2 separate regions of the Homo sapiens genome follow, and region 2 is linked to region 1. The links are chromatin contacts, found by Hi-C in ENCODE. All regions are on one chromosome and are shown on one strand. The core of a region is the stretch at or near the end of the contact, and the rest is flanking DNA. Distances in the headings are between cores, read along the strand shown. Region 1 holds the start of PON3 (paraoxonase 3). Region 2 overlaps LOC105375409 (a long non-coding RNA gene).

Region 1 (5,128 bases), core at 791-3,290:
TGCTATGCTGCAAACACAGTGATAAGGAACATGAGCTCTAGAGTCACCTGATCTGAGTCCAGATGGAGGCACTGACACTTAGTTATGTAACCTTAAGTGAATTATTACTTTACCTCTCTAAGCCTCAAAGCCTCACTTTCCTTCTTTTTAGTCCCATCAAACTTGCAGCAAGCAATTCACTTTACTTCTTTGTAGGTAAGGTTAATAAGAAGTAATGTGACAAGGCATGCAAACGCTGAGTGAAATAATAATATGACTATTATTATTTCATTATTCATTCCATTTATTTTTTATTCTTCTAATTTTTCTTTCTCCCAAGTCCATATTTTACATCCATCCATCTAATCATATTTATTGAGTCATTATTAAGCACAAAGTTCTATGGATGGCACGGGAAAACCCAGTGATCAATGCGATGGAGTCCTTCCCACAGGAGCCTACAATCTCAAGCAAAGTTCAGAATTAATTAGTGGTTAATCTTTACTGACTTCATAAAACGTATCAAGCACAGTGCAGAGCACTTGACACTCATTATCACATTTAATTTTAAGCTACCTATGAGGTGGACGTTCTTTTACAGAAGAGGAATCTGTAGCTCAATAAAGCTGAGTACTTTATCTAGGCTGGATCCAAACCCAGGCAGCCTGACTCCCAAACCCTGCATGCATGTCTACATCACACCCCAGGCCCCTCAGCTCTGTGAGCCCTCCTGACTTCGATTCCTCCTCTGCTTGCACTCTTTTAACATTAGTCATCTTAACAAGAACTCTAATCTATACAATTCAAGACGTTACACTGTCCTTTTAATACAACCCTTCTTCCATAGATTTTCTAGAGGCAGCATGGTAGAGGCAGCTCAGTTAAGGGCCCAGATTTTGGAGTCTGCTGCTTGACAGCTGCCTGACCTACAGCAAGCCACATAAGCAATCTGTGCTGCAGGTCTCACCTGTAAAATTGGGGTAAGGCTACCCACACTCCAGAGATTGTGTTGATAATTAAATGCGTTAACATAGGTGTCAGCACAGGCAAAGCACACAGTCAGTACTGCATAAGCGGTGGGCTTCATTATTCATCCTGTAATTACGTATTCATACTAGAATCATGTATCCCATAGGTCAGGGACCACCTTTTCTTTCCTTAATACCCCCAGGATTGGCAAATCTTGCTCTCTCAACAAATAGTTTACTCGGTGGAACCTAACAGAACTAATATTTCTTTCTGTCCGTAAATAAAAATAGATCATGCTTGAATGTGCTACTTTGCCCGAACTCCCCAAGTCTTCCCGCATCTTCAGTTCCTCCCCCTCCAACCTGGTGTTCATCAGGAGAGGGGAAAGAGCATTTCTTGCCTGGCAGGAACTCAAGACCTAGAAGAAAGAGGGCCTACCCTGCCAAGGAAATGACCTTCCCCTTCCTCGCCTCTGCTCCTCTTCCCGTTTCCTGTCTTTTCCTTCTTTTCTCCTGGTGTTTCCTTCTCCCGTTAACTATGGGGACAGACGCAGCTATTCACAAGTCCGTCTGGGCAGCACACTCCGAGGTAAGGCACGAAGGTCAGGAGACAGGTTCCCGTGCCCCAAATCCTGGAGAAGATGAGTTAAAGCTCTTCGCTTCGATTGCCTTCGCCCTTCCCGCGTCTCGGGAGCAATTCAGTGTCGCCTCACGTCTGGCCTTGCAGAAGTCCGGAGTTCCGGCTCTGAACTGGAGCTCCCCGCCATTCCCGGGCCCTCCGGTTTCTCCCTCAGGCCATCTGAGGAATTGAGGTAGGATTTCGCGGGTGTTAGGAGCAAACTCCCACCACAACTCGGTCCCGGGCTCCCTCTCCGTTGAGCCTTGACCTCTGCCCAAAAAACAAGGAATCGTGGGCGTGAAGGCGGCCTTGAACCCGGGCGGCGGGGCTCGGCGGGACTCGTCAGCGCCCTGCTGCGGCACCCGGGCCGCTCAGGTAAGTAGGAGGCGTGTGCGGGCGGGGCCGAGCGGGCCCCAATCCGTACGCGAGGCAGGAACCGCCCGCCGCGCCCCCGAGAGCTCTCGGCGCCGCGCAGTCGCCGCTGGGCACCCCGAGACCATGGGGAAGCTCGTGGCGCTGGTCCTGCTGGGGGTCGGCCTGTCCTTAGTCGGGGAGATGTTCCTGGCGTTTAGGTGAGTGGCATCTTGACAGGGCGTCTTCGACTCTCTTTCTCTCCTCTTCCAAGTGAGGTCAGGGGCTGCCTGGCGCCCCCTTCCTAGCGGGTAGGAAAGAGCAGCTTTGGAACCTCACTCCTCCATCTCACCCAGCAAACCGCCCCTTGAGACTCGCTTATGGGGAAAGTGAGCTACTTGCGTTTCCAAAGACTGCCGAGCCGAATTAGTCCCATTTATTTTTTGAAGGTTATGATCCCCCACTTTGCTTTCTGAAGGTCATGACCCCCTTTTACTTTCTGAACGTGATGACCCCTTTCCCAGCTCGCCCTCAACATTCTGCTTGGGAAAAAAGGACGTCCATTGGAAACGCCGGACTTGGGAGAGAGGATCAGGCTACCAGTTGGATGTTTACGGCTGACTGAGACATTGCCCAGGTCTGGCTAACCATGCAGAAGTACTGGGTTATGGAACCTATCCTAGATTTAAAGAGCTGGCCAGACAGCAGGGCAAACCAGCTGAAACCTGCAGGCGGTAACTGGCATTTTGTAGGCATTTGACCTTTTGAAGTGGAAGATACAATGGTGATAGCCAGCCTAGAAATGTCTCAGGAAAAGTCAATACTGGGCTAGAAAGAAGAACCTTTAAGTGATAATACACATTCATGAGTGGATCGAAAGCCTCTGCTTGCTTTCAGTTGTCTTTGAGTGTTTATGTATTTCTCTTAGTTGAAGCTGGTCTTCTTAGAGGATCACGTCTAGAATCTGTTGAGGTGCCTGGTGCCTATTAGTAATACTTCCAGTTTGAGAGTTTTATTGTTACATTTGCTCCCAGTGCAACCACATGGAGAATCATAAAATAATAGTAATAATAATAAAGTAGATCTAAGGGTATTTTTTTAAATAAATGACTGTAAGATAAGTATTGAGTCTTTCTGAATATACTTTAATAAAAATTTTAAATTATCCCTGATATTAGAAGAATGTGGAAACATTCCTTTTCACTCTGGAAACAAGAAAATTGTGTTGAAAAATAAATCGGCCAATTGTTTAAATTGTGGTTGGTTTAATGAATTTACATACTTGCGGAGTAAGTCAGCATAAAATTTAAAAATTAAAGCAAAAGTGATAGAGTTTGACTATTAGGAGACCCTGTTGAATTTTGGGAAAGCAGTTTGGAAGGAAAAGTTCAAAGGGCAAGACTGTAGGGGATTAAGTGCAGATTTATAACAGACGATACTTTAGAAAATTAGGGCTATTTCGTGCATTTAAATTAATAATATTGTTCAATTACTCATACTATTAAATAGTGTCTTTTATTTGGGCAGCAGAATTTTCCATGTTGAATCATATTATACAGTTTTTCAGCAATAACTGGGTAAGGTTAGCTGATATAGGTAAAATACCCACATAATGTCTACATTATGTAAATAAACATGAAAGGAAGTACCTACTTACTTGTTATGTCATTCATAAATTATGATAAAGATAGTTAACCAACACGAAGATGATTGAAGTCCACATTTAAACATACATTTTGAATGCTGTGCCTTGACTTCCAGGGTTGGGTTTTATCTTCTACAGAGAAAGGGTGAATGCCTCTCGAGAAGTGGAGCCAGTAGAACCTGAAAACTGCCACCTTATTGAGGAACTTGGTATGTATGTGACAGTACCAAGAGGAGCCAGCACAGCTTCTTGGTCGTCATCCACCTGACTGAGCCCTACCAGCTCATTTAATTACCTGTCACTACTTAAGCCCTCCCAGTGGGACATCTGCCCCGTCCACTCTGCCCCATGCAAGGTCTTCAGGGGTGTACTAAATGACATTCTTTGTGGGTTTTTCTCAGCACATTTCCTTACTGACATCTCTCCACATTACCTAAAGAATGTCATTGACCACTCCCTGGTTTTCCCCTCACTGAATGCTTCTCCTTTCCCATCTGTGGTATTTCACTCTCCTCCTTGTCCTCTGTTACCTTTCCTTTTTTTGCTTCTTTCTTCTTTCCTTCCTCCCTCCCTTTCCTTATTGTCATTCCTGGCTTCAAGTGTTATTTTTTTTCAAATAATATGACTCAGCCCCTCCCCTCAAGAACCTCACAGCAGGCTGGGCGCAGTGGCTCACACCTGTAATCCCAGCACTTGGGAGGCCGAGGGGGGCGGATCATGAGGTCAGGAGATCGAGACCATCCTGGCCAACATGGTGAAACCCCATCTCTACTAAAAATATAACAATTAGCCGGGCATGTTGGCGGCGTGTGCCTGTAATCCCAGCTACTCGGAAGGCTGAGGCAGGAGAATCACTTGAACCAGGGAGTCATCGGAGGTTGCAGTGAGCTGAGATCGCGCCACTGTACTCCAGCCTGGCGACAGAGCGAGACTTTGTCTTAAAAAAAATAATAAACGAAGGAACCTCACAGCCTACCTACCTTCTTTTAAAAAAATTCATAAAAAATCCATGGCCCAGTCCCTAACCTTTCAAACTGCAGCCCTTCTTTTTTAGTCAGTTAAAGGGCAGCTCCAGCTCAAACTCTCCCTAAGCTGAAATCTATTTTACATTTCTGTCGTTTTCTCCCTCATCCTCCCACCCACAACCAGCTCTGCTTCTAGACTTTTCCTATGTATGGTACCCCCATTCTCAAAAGATTCAGTTCAAAATCCAGGAACCATTGTTCCCCGCTTGTCCCTCATGCTTCTACGTGAGACATGGGCTAATCTCACCTACTAGTTAATGCCACACCTGCTTATTTGGGCTCCACAGCTCCAATTCTTCCTGACATTGCTAACAGAAAAATAAAATAAAATCAGGCTAGATTGTGTTCCCTGTTCTGGGAATATGTTCTTTCACCTTCTCACCTTTGCTTATGAAATTCCCTCCAAACTTACTGATTCCTCTGTCTCTGCTTACTAAAATCAGCTGCAAAATTCATCTCCTTCCTCTGAACTCTCACAGCACTCTGAAGCTCCGATTCACTTATGACACCTGCCACATGCCTTGTATTATAGCTAGCAGTG
Region 2 (5,128 bases), core at 833-3,332, 290 kb before region 1:
TTGAAGGCTACTGTTTGTCAGGTTAGGGTTTCTCTGGCTAAGAAACTCCCTTCAAAAGTTAAGAGACAACAGTCCTTTAAGGTGAGTTTTATTGCCCTCATTTTATAGGTGTAGCCTCTAAGCTCAGTCATGTTATGTGGTTTTTGCCTAAATCCACAAAGCTGGGGAGTGACAAAGCCAATATATGTTACCAGAGTCTACTTTTACCTCTCTATTCCACACTGATTCTCTGTGTGTGCCTTATATAAAAATAGTTTTGTTTGCAATGTCTCCATTATTTTTAGTAAAACTTTTACATCTAGCAACTCTAAGGGGAAAATTCATGCTCAATACCTGCCCTCTCCATGCTCCGCTGATTTCCTCTGCTAGTAAGAAAACAATTAAAAAACAACAACAACAAAAAAAAAAAAACAGGAAAAATTCTCACTTTGTCCTGCAGGTGCCACCCTCATCACAGAACATCTATTTCCAGCTTTATAGCACAGATCTCTCAGGGCTGCAATAGACCAGATATTCATAGAAAATGGAAGAAGCTGGTTCATTCAACTTATGCATTTCACTGCCTGGATCAGTAAGATTGGTGTATTTTTTTTTTTTTCACTGCCTGTTGTTTCACTGACTCTTCCGCCCCACAAAAAAAGCACCAAGAAACAAGCTGAAACATTTCCGTTTGTCCTGTAGGTGCCACTGTAACCCTGGGATATTTCTTTACAGATCTGCAACTGGTTCTCTCAAGGCTGGAAAGGATTAGAAATTCTAGAAGATGGAGTCTAGTCTACACACAATTCAAACTAAGGACCCCTCACACCCCGCCCCTGGGTTTAGAGTTCCATAGCTCCAACACAGAAGTGAAATCGTTTCCCCTGGAATCTTTTCACTGCCTGTTTTTTAACTGTTCTTTAGCTTGTAGGTCCTAATGAGAAAATTTAAAAATTTATATTCATTTAGTTTTTGAATAAGTAATGTTTTCATATGGCTCAAAAACAAATTAAAATGATAAAAAGAATATGCTAAAAAATTTCCCTTTTACCTATTACATATCAAAGGTTAGCAAAGTTATTAGTTTCTTTTATACTTCCAGAGACCATTTTATGCACATACAAGCAAATACTTTAAAAGCAACTTTTTATTTTGCATGATAATGTACTATAACACCTTTTTTTCTGTGTCTTAATTATTCCATATAATACTATATCTTGGAAATCCTGTATATCAGTACATAAAAATTCCTCTTTGCCCCCACCTCTCTAGCTTTGAAGTATTCCCAGTTTATGGATACACCAAAATTTATTTACCCAGTTCTCTATTGATGAACATGTAAGTTGATTGTTTTGCCATTTAAAATAATACTGAAATGAGAAGTTTTGTATAGGGTCCATTTTGCATGTGTGTCAATATACCTAAATATATCTGAGAATTCCTGCTGAATTTCTCTGCCAGTCAGAAAAAAATAATGAAAAAACAGAAAAATTCTCACTTTGTCGTGCATCTGAGGATACATGTATTTGTCATGTTTACGGGCATTTTCAAATTGCCCTTCACAGGGCTTGTACCAGCTTGTGCTCCTGGCAGCCATGTAAAAATTGTCTATTTCCCAAAAGCTTGGCCAACACAGTATGTTTTGAATTTTTGCCAATCAATCTGAGAGTTAAAAAAAAAAGTTGTATCAATTATTTTCTTATTATTATGAGTTTGAGCATCTTTTGGTTTAAGAGCCATTTGATTTAGAACTGTTTTGATTGCAAGCAATAGAAAGCCGCAGTCTACCTGGCTCAAGCAAGATGTTTATTTTCTCATCACTGAAAAGCCTAGATGGAGAATGTCCAATGGGCCTTACTCCAAAGGCTTAAATGTCACCCCCGACTGTGATTTCTCTTTCGCACTCTCGCTCTCATTCTCTCAATCTCACTCTCACTCTCACTCTCACTCCAGCTCCCTCTGTCTTGGCCCTGTCCTTAGACAGGCTCCTTTCCCCTTCATTCTCGCAGCTCCAATCTCAGCAGAGAGATCTTGCTTGCCCTGAGTCTCTCTGACCTGAATTGAACAGGATGCAGTGTTCTGACTGGCCAGGCCTGAGTCATACAACCACTTCTGGAGCCGGGGATAGAGCCAAAATCACTCAAACTAGGTGAATTGAGAGATGTGAGAGGCATGGATTCCAGGTGTCCAACAGAAGATCAAAGTGACATTAAATGTAGAAAGACAACTAAGCGCTGGCTTGGCTAACAACAGAGGTTTTAGCTGTAATTCACACCTTCAACAACACACTGTCCCTTCTACTCTCACATATCCCTTCAAAAACGCCAGTGCCTACCTAATGAAGCCATAATTAGATACCATGGAAAGTGCACTTTCCTCTTCTCAGAGGGAGACCACACAAAGACTTATCTAGTTATAGCTCCAAGTCCAGGATTTCTGGGTGATTCTTCTTAGTCAGGCCCTGGTGTGGTGGTTCCTTCTGGCTCAGCAAACTATGGCTCCAATATAACCACAAATGCAATACATGAAGGGACAGAGAAAGAATAGGATAATTATCAAAAAAATCATCCATTTGATAAGGAAGAGAATGGGAAGCAGCAAAAAGTGTAGCAATTCCTGGTGCGTAGCAATTCCCATGATGTGTAGGACTGGAAACACAAAGTATCCTGACCTGGAGGTGATGTGAGCTCCTTAGCCAATCTGGCTGCCCTGATGAGTTCTCCACAAGGATCTCCTTGTCCCTTATCTTCCGTGGCCCTGACGAACTCTGGGTGATGTAGCCCACAGGTTTGGAGGCCTCCTCTGTGGACTACATCTCTTTAGCAGCTCACTTCCTGCTGGGATAGGTTTGGGGCATTTAGGATTGTCTTAAGGGTTGAGTACTCACAGGCCTTTGTTTGCCAGGTTTGGAGTTTCTCTGGTAAAATAAGTCTCTTAAAACACTGAGGCATTAACCTGTAATATAGACAGCATATTTCACATATTTCAAGTAGACACTATAACTCAGAAATGTTAAGTTCCTTTACCTAAAGCCATACAACAGGGGTATAACAAAGAGCAGGTGACAAAGCCACGATGTTTGTAATCACGGGTGTTTAGCTCTAAGGTCTAAGCTTCTAATATACTGGTATAAAAATTATGTTTGCAGTAACTAGCAACTGTAACGTCACCTCCTTATCTCTGTCCTCCTAAACTTTGACTCCCCCTGCTCCACAAAAAAAGCACCAAGAAACAAGCTGAAACATTTCCGTTTGTCCTGTAGGTGCCACTGTAACCCTGGGATATTTCTTGATCAGCTCTGCAACTGGTTCCCTCAAGGCTGGAAAGGATTAGAAATTCTAGAAGATGGAGTCTAGTCTACACACAATTCAAACTAAGGACCCCTCACATCCCACCCCTGGGTTTAGAGTTCCACAGCTCCAACATAGAAGTGAAATCTTTTCCCCTGGAATCTTATTTCATTTTTGAATCGGTTGTGCAGTTACAGGGTTCAAAAATTAAAATGTGCAAAAACGTCTTCATTGAAAAAGAATCCCTTTATCTCTGTCCCTTTTCTACCAAGTTCCTCTACGTAGCCTTTGCCATGCTATTCCACTTTTTGTATATTCTTCCAGAGATTTTAGTGCACATGCAACTAAACATGAACATAGATTCCTTCTCCCACCCCTTTAAGCATAAATTACAGCAAGTTCTTCATATTCTTTCCCTGTATTTTTCTAAACAGCTATATATTATAGAGAACTTTCCATTATCAGTTTCTAAAATTTTTTTTATTCCTTTTAATGGATTCAGAGTTTTCCACCATGTAAATGAAATCACTTCTCCAGTGATGAACGTTTGATGCTTATTGTTTATTCTTTGGAACAATGCTGAATAGCCTTGTACATGCCTCATTTCACAGGATTGAGTATATATCTGTGGGACAAATTACACAAAAGCATAATTGCTGGGTCGAAAGATACATATATTTGCATCTTAACAAATATGTTTAATTTGCCTGCTTCAGGAGTTGTTAAACTGCTCATCAGTAAAATATGAGAAGGCCTATTTCTCCACAGCTTGGCCAATATAATGTGTTATCAATTTTAATTTAACTTTTTGCCGATATAATAGGTAGAAAATGTCATCTCATTTTTAATTTCTACTTTTATTATGAGTGAGGATGAGCGGCTTTTAGTATGCACCATTAGATATTGTTAGAAGTTTTTTTCAATTACAAGTAAATCACCTCAATCTAGCTTTAGAAAAAGAAAGTTATTGTCCTTACAACAGAAAAATCAGAGGTAAATTCAGGGCTTCCAATATGCCATCAAAGTATTCAAAGAATGCCATTGAAGTGTGCACGTCCTTTCTCTCCTCTCTCCCTTCACTCTTTCTCTCTCCTGCTCCCTCTGCCCAGGCATTCTCCATTCACTTGCTGGACTGGGAAGCTTCTAGATTGCATCCTCATAGCTCCTTCCTTGGGCTGTATTTCTTTAGCATCTCATTTCCTATTGATGCAGGTTTGGGGTTGTCTCTGACATTGAGCAATCACAGGAACATTTTGGCGGCAAGGTTGGTATTCCGTAAGTGACACAATTCACTTAAAATTTATTAGCCAAACTGTGATAGGGTAGATATTATCATCCACAATTTACAAGGGTAGAAACTATAGCTTTTAATAAACATAAGTGCCTTTGCCTAAAGCTACCCAGACAGTAAATTATAGGAACAGGATTTGTATCCAGCTGTATCTGATGGTAAATCTATGATGATGGTCAAAACACTTGTCCAACAACTCCAATAGAAAACCAATCATTACACCTCTATCCATACGCCACCTCCACCTCTCTGAAAAATAAAAATAAAAAAAGAAACATAAGATTCTTACTGTGCCCTGTAGGTGCCACTCTTGCCACGGGATAACTCTTTTCAGCACTGCAGCACCGAGCTGACATTCTAGAAGGTGGAAGAAAGCCCGCTCATCCAATTTATGCAGCTGACATTTCAGCACCAGCAATCCATATATGGCTTAGAACTCCACAACCTCACTCTACTGTTACTGTATTTTTTTGTTTAAATATATATGTGTATATATATATTTAAATATGTGTGTGTGTGTGTGTGTGTGTGTATAATTGTTGTGAAGAGTTTATGTGGTTCCCAAGAT

What was found. Hi-C counts contacts between places; a loop is a spot of excess contacts on that map. Pooled maps may share reads with other maps.
Region 2: a map of PC-9 shows a loop between it and region 1 (6-fold over the local background). The contact joins the enhancer-like site here to the promoter of PON3 in region 1. A Hi-C loop is called at or near these places in 1 of 168 maps with a recorded cell type or tissue (PC-9), 1 of 37 single-sample maps with no recorded cell type and 7 of 50 pooled maps.

The regions. Positions count from the first base shown.
Region 1 is chr7:95,393,287-95,398,414 of GRCh38, reverse strand. It overlaps PON3 (paraoxonase 3), which reads left to right and starts at 2,040. Exons shown (of 9, transcript NM_000940.3): 1 at 2,040-2,138; 2 at 3,701-3,771. The coding sequence starts at 2,065. It overlaps LOC107986822 (a long non-coding RNA gene), which reads right to left and starts at 1,943. Exons shown (of 2, transcript XR_007060439.1): 1 at 1,387-1,943.
Region 2 is chr7:95,686,050-95,691,177 of GRCh38, reverse strand. All of the region lies in intron 2 of LOC105375409 (a long non-coding RNA gene), which reads right to left. Among named protein-coding and RNA genes, the nearest start is that of DYNC1I1, 84 kb to the left of the region's middle. Within about 2 kb of position 2,082, at least 2 of the 41 ENCODE cell types and tissues checked have a DNase peak (open chromatin) inside an H3K27ac peak, as active enhancers do.